Linked DNA regions of Homo sapiens: regions 2 and 3 are each linked to region 1. A link is a loop called in an ENCODE intact Hi-C map of the cell type or tissue named here. Cell type or tissue: PC-3. All regions are shown on one strand. Region 1 has its middle 13 kb from the start of THG1L. Region 2 overlaps CYFIP2 (cytoplasmic FMR1 interacting protein 2). Region 3 overlaps ADAM19 (ADAM metallopeptidase domain 19).

Region 1 (2,500 bases):
AAAATTCCCTAGTATCCACTAATAAAGAGTGGCAATAGATTATATTATTACTCAAAAGTATTCACTTTCCTCTTCTCTATGGGAAGATGACACACTCTTCCCCTATAATCTTAGCGCTTGGCCATATTGCTTCAGCAAACATATTGTGAGCAGCAAGATGCACATTGTGCGGTGTAGAAGCTTTTCTAATCATTTCCTGGGTTTTGGGGTAAGACACAGGGATCAAAACAGCTATCAGGAATATAACCATAGTCAACTGGCAGTACAAGTGACTTGAACAGGAAATAAACTTTTGTTTTACAAACCACTAAAACCTAGGGTTGTTTGTAATTGCAGATTTCCCCAGTGAATTTAGAGCTGTTTTTAATGGTTTTTAGGCCAGTATCCAGTCAAGAGTTTTGCATTGTATTTGGTTGTTATGTCTCTTAAATCTCTTATTCTGGAACAGTCCCCACTTACCTTTTCTATTTTTTTTTTTTTTTTTTTTTTTTTGAGACAGTGTTGCTCTGTTGGCCAGGCTGGAGTGCAGTGGCACAATCTTGGCTTGCTGCAAACTCTGCCTCCCAGGTTCAAGCAATTCTCCTCCCTCAGCCTCCTGAATAGCTGGGATTACAGATATGAGCCACCAAGCTGGCTAATTTTTATATTTTCAGTGGAGACAGGGTTTCCCCATCAAGGCCAGGCTTGTTTCCAACTCCTGGCCTCAAGTGATCCACCCGCCTTGGCCTCCCGAAGTGCTAGGATTACAGGCGTGAGCCACCATGCCCAGCCCTCCACTTACCTTTTCTTTCTTCCCTGTTTCTCCTCCTTTTTCATTTTCCTTTTTTCTCCTAGGACACATGTTCAAAGATATTGTTCTTCTTGATAAAATTTACTTTTGAAGAAGCCAAGTCAGTGATCTTACATAATACCCTGCATCCTGAATATGTCTGATTATGTTCTTTTGGCGTGTGTGTTTTTGTTTTGTTTTGTTTTTTTAAGATGGAGTTTTGCTCTTGTCACCCAGGCTGGAGTGCAATGGTGCTATCTTGGCTCACTGCAACCTCTGCCTCCTGGGTTCAAACGATTATCCTGCCTCAGCCTCCCAAGTAGCTAAGATTACAGGCACTATCAATACAATTGCAATACAATTGCAATCAATTATAGTTATTATTTTTATCAATGCCCAAATTATCGCATATTTGGCCAGTGGGAACCCCTTTAAGCTGGCTCATCTTTTTTGAGATACACTCATTAGTCTGAGCATTTCCTTCCTTTCTGGGACAACACAGTGTCCCAGGCTCGCCTAGAATTTCCTCTGCCACAATGTGGAGCCAGCCATTTCTTCAAGGAGTTTATTTTCATTTTCATGGGGAATGGTAATTTGAAGTTAAGATCTGGATGCTTACTGCTTCTGGAGTGTCATTTTATCTCCACCCAATGGACAGAGCTGGGAAATACACTTTATTTTTTTGAGACATTATCTGGATCTGTCGCCCAGGCTGGAGTGCAGTGGTGAGATCTCAACTCACTGCAAGCTCCTCCTCCCTGGTTCAACCGATTCTCATGCCTCAGTCTCCCGAGCAGCTGGGATTTACAAGCATGCCCCACTATGCCAGGCTAATTTTTGTATTTTTAGCTCAGAGTTTCACCACATTGGCCAGGATGGTCTCAATTTCCTGGCCTCAAGCAATCTGCCCGCCTTGGCCTCCCAAAGTGCTGAGGTTACAGGCATGAGCCGCCGCACTGGGCCTGGAAAATACATTTTTAAAAATCATGAATTCAGGGCCGGGCATAGTGGCTCACACCTGTAATCCCAGCGCTTTGGCATGCGGATAGCTTGAGCCCACAAGTTGGAGACCGGCCTGGTTAACATGGGGAAACCCTGTTTTTTCTTTCTTTCTTTTTTTTTTTTTTGCTTTTAAGGAGCGGAGAGTTTAATAGGTAAGAAGGAAGGGAGAAGACAGAAGAAAGAAGCTCCCCCATACAGAGACACAGGGATGGGGGCTCCAAAGCTGAAAGAGGAGGTCCCCACCTGGCAGGGACACCAGCCAGGTATATATGCAGAGGCTGGAGGTGGTGTTTGATTTGCACAGGGCTCAAGGGATTGGTTTGACTAGGCATGACATTCACGTAGCCTGTAAAAAAGCTGACCCTCCCACCCTAGCCTTTTAATATGCAAATGTAGGGCGCCATGATGTTCTACACTCCTGGGGATATTTGGAGGTGGCCATGTTGCCAGGAACATGTGGGGAAAGGGCAGGAAGGCCACAGGAATCTCCATGTTTGGGTGGGCCCACTTTCTAATGGTCAGTATTTGCATATCAAAGGTTGGTGGGCTGCTGCTAAGAGCCAGGGATTTAAGAGAAACTTTTCCAGAGATGCTTTAAAAAACAAAAGCTTCCCTTGGCCAGGCACGGTGGCTCACGCCTGTAATCCCAGCACTTTGGGAAGCCGAGGCGGGAGGATCACGAGGTCAGGAGATAGAGACCATCCTGGCTAACACAGTGAAACCCCGTCT
Region 2 (2,500 bases), 350 kb before region 1:
GGGTGTTCTGGTGGTTTCAATTAATGTATTACAGTCAAATGCATAAATCTTAAGTGTACAGCTTGATGAAGGCACATGTCCATGTAGCCCAGGTCTAGACGCAGAACATTTATAGTACCATAGATGGTTCTTTCATGCCCTCTTCAGTGTTCCGCAAGGAATCGTAGTTCCGAGTTCTATTTCCAGAGATAGTGTTGCTTGTCCTTGAACTTCATGTAGAGTTATCTAGTATGTTTTCCCTTTCCTTTCTGACCTCTGTCATTCAACATTACATTTGAGATTCATCCATGTTGTAGATGATCCATTTTTTATTACCGAATCAGTTACTCTAGTATTCTCATTGCATGAACAGACTAACTGAATCATCCGTTTTACTGTGGGTGGACATTTGGGTTGTTTATAGTTTGGTACTATTATGAATAATGATGTCATGAATATTCTTGTACATGTGTTTTGGTGTATAGATGCTCCTGTTTTTATTAGGGAAATACCTATTAGGTTAGCTTCAAAGCAGTTTTCAAATTGTACCAATTTATACTCCCATTCAGCAGTGTATGAGAGTTATCATTTCTTTGCAGCCTCATAAACAATTTGTCCCTCTTTAATCATAGCCATTCTGGGGGGGCTGTCATGTTTCATTATGATTTTGATTTCCCTAATGATGCTGATTCTCCTTCCACATGCTACTAGCCATTTGGACACCATCTTTTGTGAAGTGCTGGTCAACATTCTTGCCTTTTTAAGTCATCTTTCTTATGGATTTGTGGCCATTATATACTATGGATACATGTATTGCAGATCTATTACTCTGGCTTGTCTTTTGGTGAATAGAAGTTCTTGAGGCTTAGTGTAGTTATTTTTTTCCCTTACGGTTTTGTGATTTGTTTAGAAAACCTTTCCTACTCTAACGCGTGAAGATGGGCTATCCTCTGAAAGTTTTAGAGGTTAGTCTTTCAACGCTAAACAGACCTTTAAGTCCATATTATTCACCTAGAATTGATGTTTGTGTTTAATGGGAAGTATAAATCTTTTATTTCCAGATTGTTCTGGCACCACTTCTTGAAAAGACCTTCTTCCTGCAATCTGTAGTGGTAGTGCTATGTCTGTCATTTATCTTGTATCCATAAATGGTCTGGTCATCGCAGCCTCTTAATATATTTGTTGGATCTTATCTGAAACAAATCAGCATTTGTTAAGTATTTTTATATGTATCAGGTTTTTAAAGGAAATTCTATTAATGTCTAGTGTTTCCTCTAGTATTTCCTTCCCTGGGAAATCAGAAAGTGGTCATTAGGGAAAATAGCAGTCACTAAGTTTTTGTTTAAATTTTGCTTGGTTTTCTAGACTTTCGGCCATTGTTTGTTATGCCAGCATACACCAGGAGAGGGACCTATTTGTACGTGTGAGGGAAGGCAGGCCTGAGTCCCCCGGGAAGGACAGAGCCCTTTAGTCTGCCTTTTACTGCAAGGCCTCTTGCCTGGAGTGTTCTTTGCCTTCATCTCTGTTACTTCTTCTCTCCTTATTAGAGTGGACCACAGAAACACTCCGGTCAGTCATTTGAGAGCATTACTGCCCTCACCAGAGGTGAGGAGAGTCTAGACCCAAACTCACAGATCCGAATGCCAGTCAGATCTGGAAAGGCCCCCAGAGACCATCCAGGGTTGGTTTCTCAACCTCAGCACCACTGACATTTGGAGCCAGATAATCTTTTAGGGGGTTGCCCTGGACTTTATAGGATGTTGAACAGCATTTCTGGACTATATTCCAGTAGTACCCTTCATTGTGGCAACCAATAATGTCTCTAGATATTGTCTGATATTCCTTAGGAGGGTAAAACCTCCCCCTGTTGGAAACTGCTCATCTAGTGCAACCTCAAATTTTGTAGATAGGAAAACTGAGGCCCAAGAGGGAGCTGATTTTCCCAGCATTACAGCTAGTGCAGGAGTCTGGATGAAAACCAGATGTGCCTTGGAGTCCAAAGATCCTTAAGGTTAGCGTATTACAGTACAGACAGATGCCCAGCTGAGCTTTGCCGATTGTTTTTGTTCTTTTCAACAGTTCCATCTCCACATCTGACCTTCTGTCTCCTACTTCTACCTTTTAATGTCTTTCCTCTAATTGTTTTATTACATAATTGAAATAAATTCATTGATTGAAAACTCAGAGAAGCAGAAAGAAAACAAAAACCACTTTGTCACACTAAGATGACCTCTGTTCACTTTTTTTTTTTTTTTTTTTTTAAGACAGAGTCTCACTCTGTTGCCCAGGCTGGAGTGCAGTGGCATGATCTCGGCTCACTGTAACCTCCGCCTCCCAGGTTCAAGCAATTCTCCTGCCTCAGCCTCCTAAGTAGCTGGGATTACAGGCATGCACCACCACACCCAGCTAATTTTTGTATTTTTAGTAGAAGAGATGAGGTTTCACCATGTTGGTCAGGCTGGTCTTGAACTCCTGACCTCAAGTGATCTGCCCACCTCGGCCTCCCGAAGTGCTGGGATTA
Region 3 (2,500 bases), 240 kb before region 1:
CCTCTTAACCAGGTAGGGATGTGTGAGTGGGAAGCAATTTCATGAGCAGGCATGTTAGTAGTGAAAGCATTTGTGTTTAGATGTCTTTAGGGTCCATAGGCAACCTCATAACCATGAGAGGTTAGAAAAATATAATCAGGCTGGGTGCGGTGGCTCACGCCTGTAATCCCAACACTTCAGGAGGCTGAGGCGAATGGATCACTTGAGGTCATCTCTACTAAAAATACAAAAATTAGGCGTGGTGGTGGGCACCTGTAATCCCAGCTACTCAGGAGGCTGAGGCATGAGAATTGCTTGAGCCCGGGAGGCGGAGGTTGCAGTGAGCTGAGATTGCACCACTGCACCCCAGCCTGGGTGACAGAGAGAGACTCCGTCTTAAAAAAAAAAAAAAAAAGTAAAATCAGAGAGCAAGAAGCCTCTCTCAGGGTTTTTGTGAAGATTAAACGAGATAATCCTTATTTGTAAACAGCATGCAGTGAGTGGCTCACGTATGTTAAATACAGCTGTTCCTTGGTATCTGCAGGGGATTGGTTCCAGGACCCCCATGGATAACAAAATCTAAGGATGGCCAAGTCCCTTATATAAAATGGTATAGTATTTGCATATAACCTACATATATCCTCCCATATACTTTAAATCATCTCCAGATTTCTATAATACCTAATACAATGTAAACGCTGTGTAAATCGTTGTTATACCGTATTTTTAAATTGTATTACTTTTTATGGTTGTACTTTTTTTTTTTTCAAATATTTCAACCTGCTGTTGGTTGAATCCATGAATTTGAAACCCACGGATATGGGGGGCCGACTGTACTGAGTAACTGTTACCTTCGATCATGGTTATTAATCCTCCATCTCTCTGAGAGAACCTCAAAATTGAGGTAGGGATCAATGAGAGAATAAGGGTGGGATCCTTTTATGGACTGGGAAGCACTAATGAATACGAGCTGTGATATCACGCAGGGTTCTGGAATCAGAAAGCACACCCAACCTTATCCCTGGCTGTGCCTGCCTACCCAGCCCAAGAGACCTGGGGCAAGTGTCTCCCCTCTTTAAAGTATGATCCCTTGCCTTAATAAGATGAGGAGGTGAGCAGAGGCTCTCAGCTGTCTTCTATATGCAGTAGTGTAGGATGAGAAAAAACATATCGAAGAATCTCAGGATCATTCAGGCCTTTAATAAGCAGCCTGCGTCCAGGTGTAAAGACAAACAGCCCCCTCTACTGGTCATAGGAAAACATAGGCTTTGCTGTGGCTCAGGGTCCACCATGAAGGCTTTATAGGCTGAACTGACCATCCTTGTGGGAACTCTTTCTGAAGTCCACGTCATGAATCCTATCTAATCTGAGCAGTAGGACATTACAACAAACACACAATAAAGAGCTGCCAAACCAGATAACATTGCAAATGACAAACAATTCATTTTTAATTAAATACTAACAAGGAAAAAAGGCACCATGGCCCATTCAAGTATTTTGCATAGATGTACAAATATTGTAAACAATTAATAGGTGGACAAGAGAGAAGAAGATCTGTTTTCCGTGAACAATCTCCCAAATAAAAAGAAAATTCACATTGCCCTGGATCCCAGACACATACAAACGCACAGTGGACGGTGTGAGAGGACGCGTTGGGGGTGACTTTGGAAATGTGGGCTTGGATTCTACAGAACCTCTCCTTCGCAGGCTCCCCTGGGGAAGGGGACCTTTCCAGTTGGCGTTCCCATGGCTTTCTTGGGTGTCCAGCAGAGCTGTTATACACGTGGTTAACACAATTACTGACTTTGGAACTGGTCCCCAGTTTTCAAATTGCAAGTCTTCCATACCCTCTGTCAAATAAGAATAAATTAGGAAGTAGGCAGGGAGAGACTTCCAATAAAGATTGGAAAGGCGTATTGCAGGAGGTGGGGAGGGGCTATTGCTTCAGGGGGAAGGGACTATGGCAATACAAAAAAACACTCCAACCAGAAAATCAGCAAGTCTCAGACCTTAAGATCTGCAAGTGTCTCAGAGCTGGGGCAGAAAAAGGCTTTACTTTTATAGGGAGAAGTCAGCAAGGCTGAAAGGAATCTATGGCTAGCAGGCAGTTACAAGATTGAGCCAGGTGCCCAGGCTAAGGCTTCTAGAGACAGGGAGACAGGGCACTAAATCCCTTGAGGTTTGTTTTAGAGATGGCTCCAAGGCCCTTAAAAAAAAATTCTTGGGTTGTAAAATTGGCAGGAGGTTAATTTCACTTTTAAAAAGATTTACCTACATCCCCATCTGCACAAAGAGCTTGCTAACTCACTAACCCAAACTTGAGTTAAGCTTCCCTCCTCCCCACCAGACCCTGGACTTTGGGCCATCCTCAGCCTGAGCCAGCAAACAGCCCCTCCCCTGGAGACAAAAAAAAAAAAAAAAAAAAAAAGGCTGGGCACAACGTCATTCCCTGAACGTGGTTCTTTCTAGCCATGTTTACTTCTTCCAATAAAAGAAAAGTCCTTTTCTGCCTGGGCTTTGA

The links. Hi-C counts contacts between places; a loop is a spot of excess contacts. Peaks named below come from ENCODE experiments on the same cell type or tissue, not always from the same donor. Only the 100,000 strongest peaks of a DNase experiment are listed, where the experiment ranks them.
Region 2: it touches region 1 in a loop (8-fold over the local background); 18 of 110 quality-filtered maps call a loop at or near these places.
Region 3: it touches region 1 in a loop (7-fold over the local background); 26 of 110 quality-filtered maps call a loop at or near these places.

The regions. Positions count from the first base shown.
Region 1 is chr5:157,717,271-157,719,770 of GRCh38, forward strand. No RefSeq gene overlaps it. Among named protein-coding and RNA genes, the nearest start is that of THG1L, 13 kb to the right of the region's middle. In PC-3, a CTCF peak has its summit at 1,413; a DNase peak (open chromatin) is centred at 1,411; H3K27ac peaks cover 1,966 bases.
Region 2 is chr5:157,365,533-157,368,032 of GRCh38, forward strand. All of the region lies in intron 26 of CYFIP2 (cytoplasmic FMR1 interacting protein 2), which reads left to right. The region is part of intron 1 of NIPAL4-DT (NIPAL4 divergent transcript); the gene reads right to left. Among named protein-coding and RNA genes, the nearest start is that of FNDC9, 21 kb to the left of the region's middle. In PC-3, CTCF peaks have their summits at 1,375 and 1,586; a DNase peak (open chromatin) is centred at 1,409; H3K27ac peaks cover 455 bases.
Region 3 is chr5:157,475,907-157,478,406 of GRCh38, forward strand. It overlaps ADAM19 (ADAM metallopeptidase domain 19), which reads right to left. Exons shown (of 23, transcript NM_033274.5): 23 at 1,398-2,500. Among named protein-coding and RNA genes, the nearest start is that of NIPAL4, 17 kb to the left of the region's middle. In PC-3, CTCF peaks have their summits at 1,210 (motif pointing left) and 1,420; a DNase peak (open chromatin) is centred at 1,225; H3K27ac peaks cover 187 bases.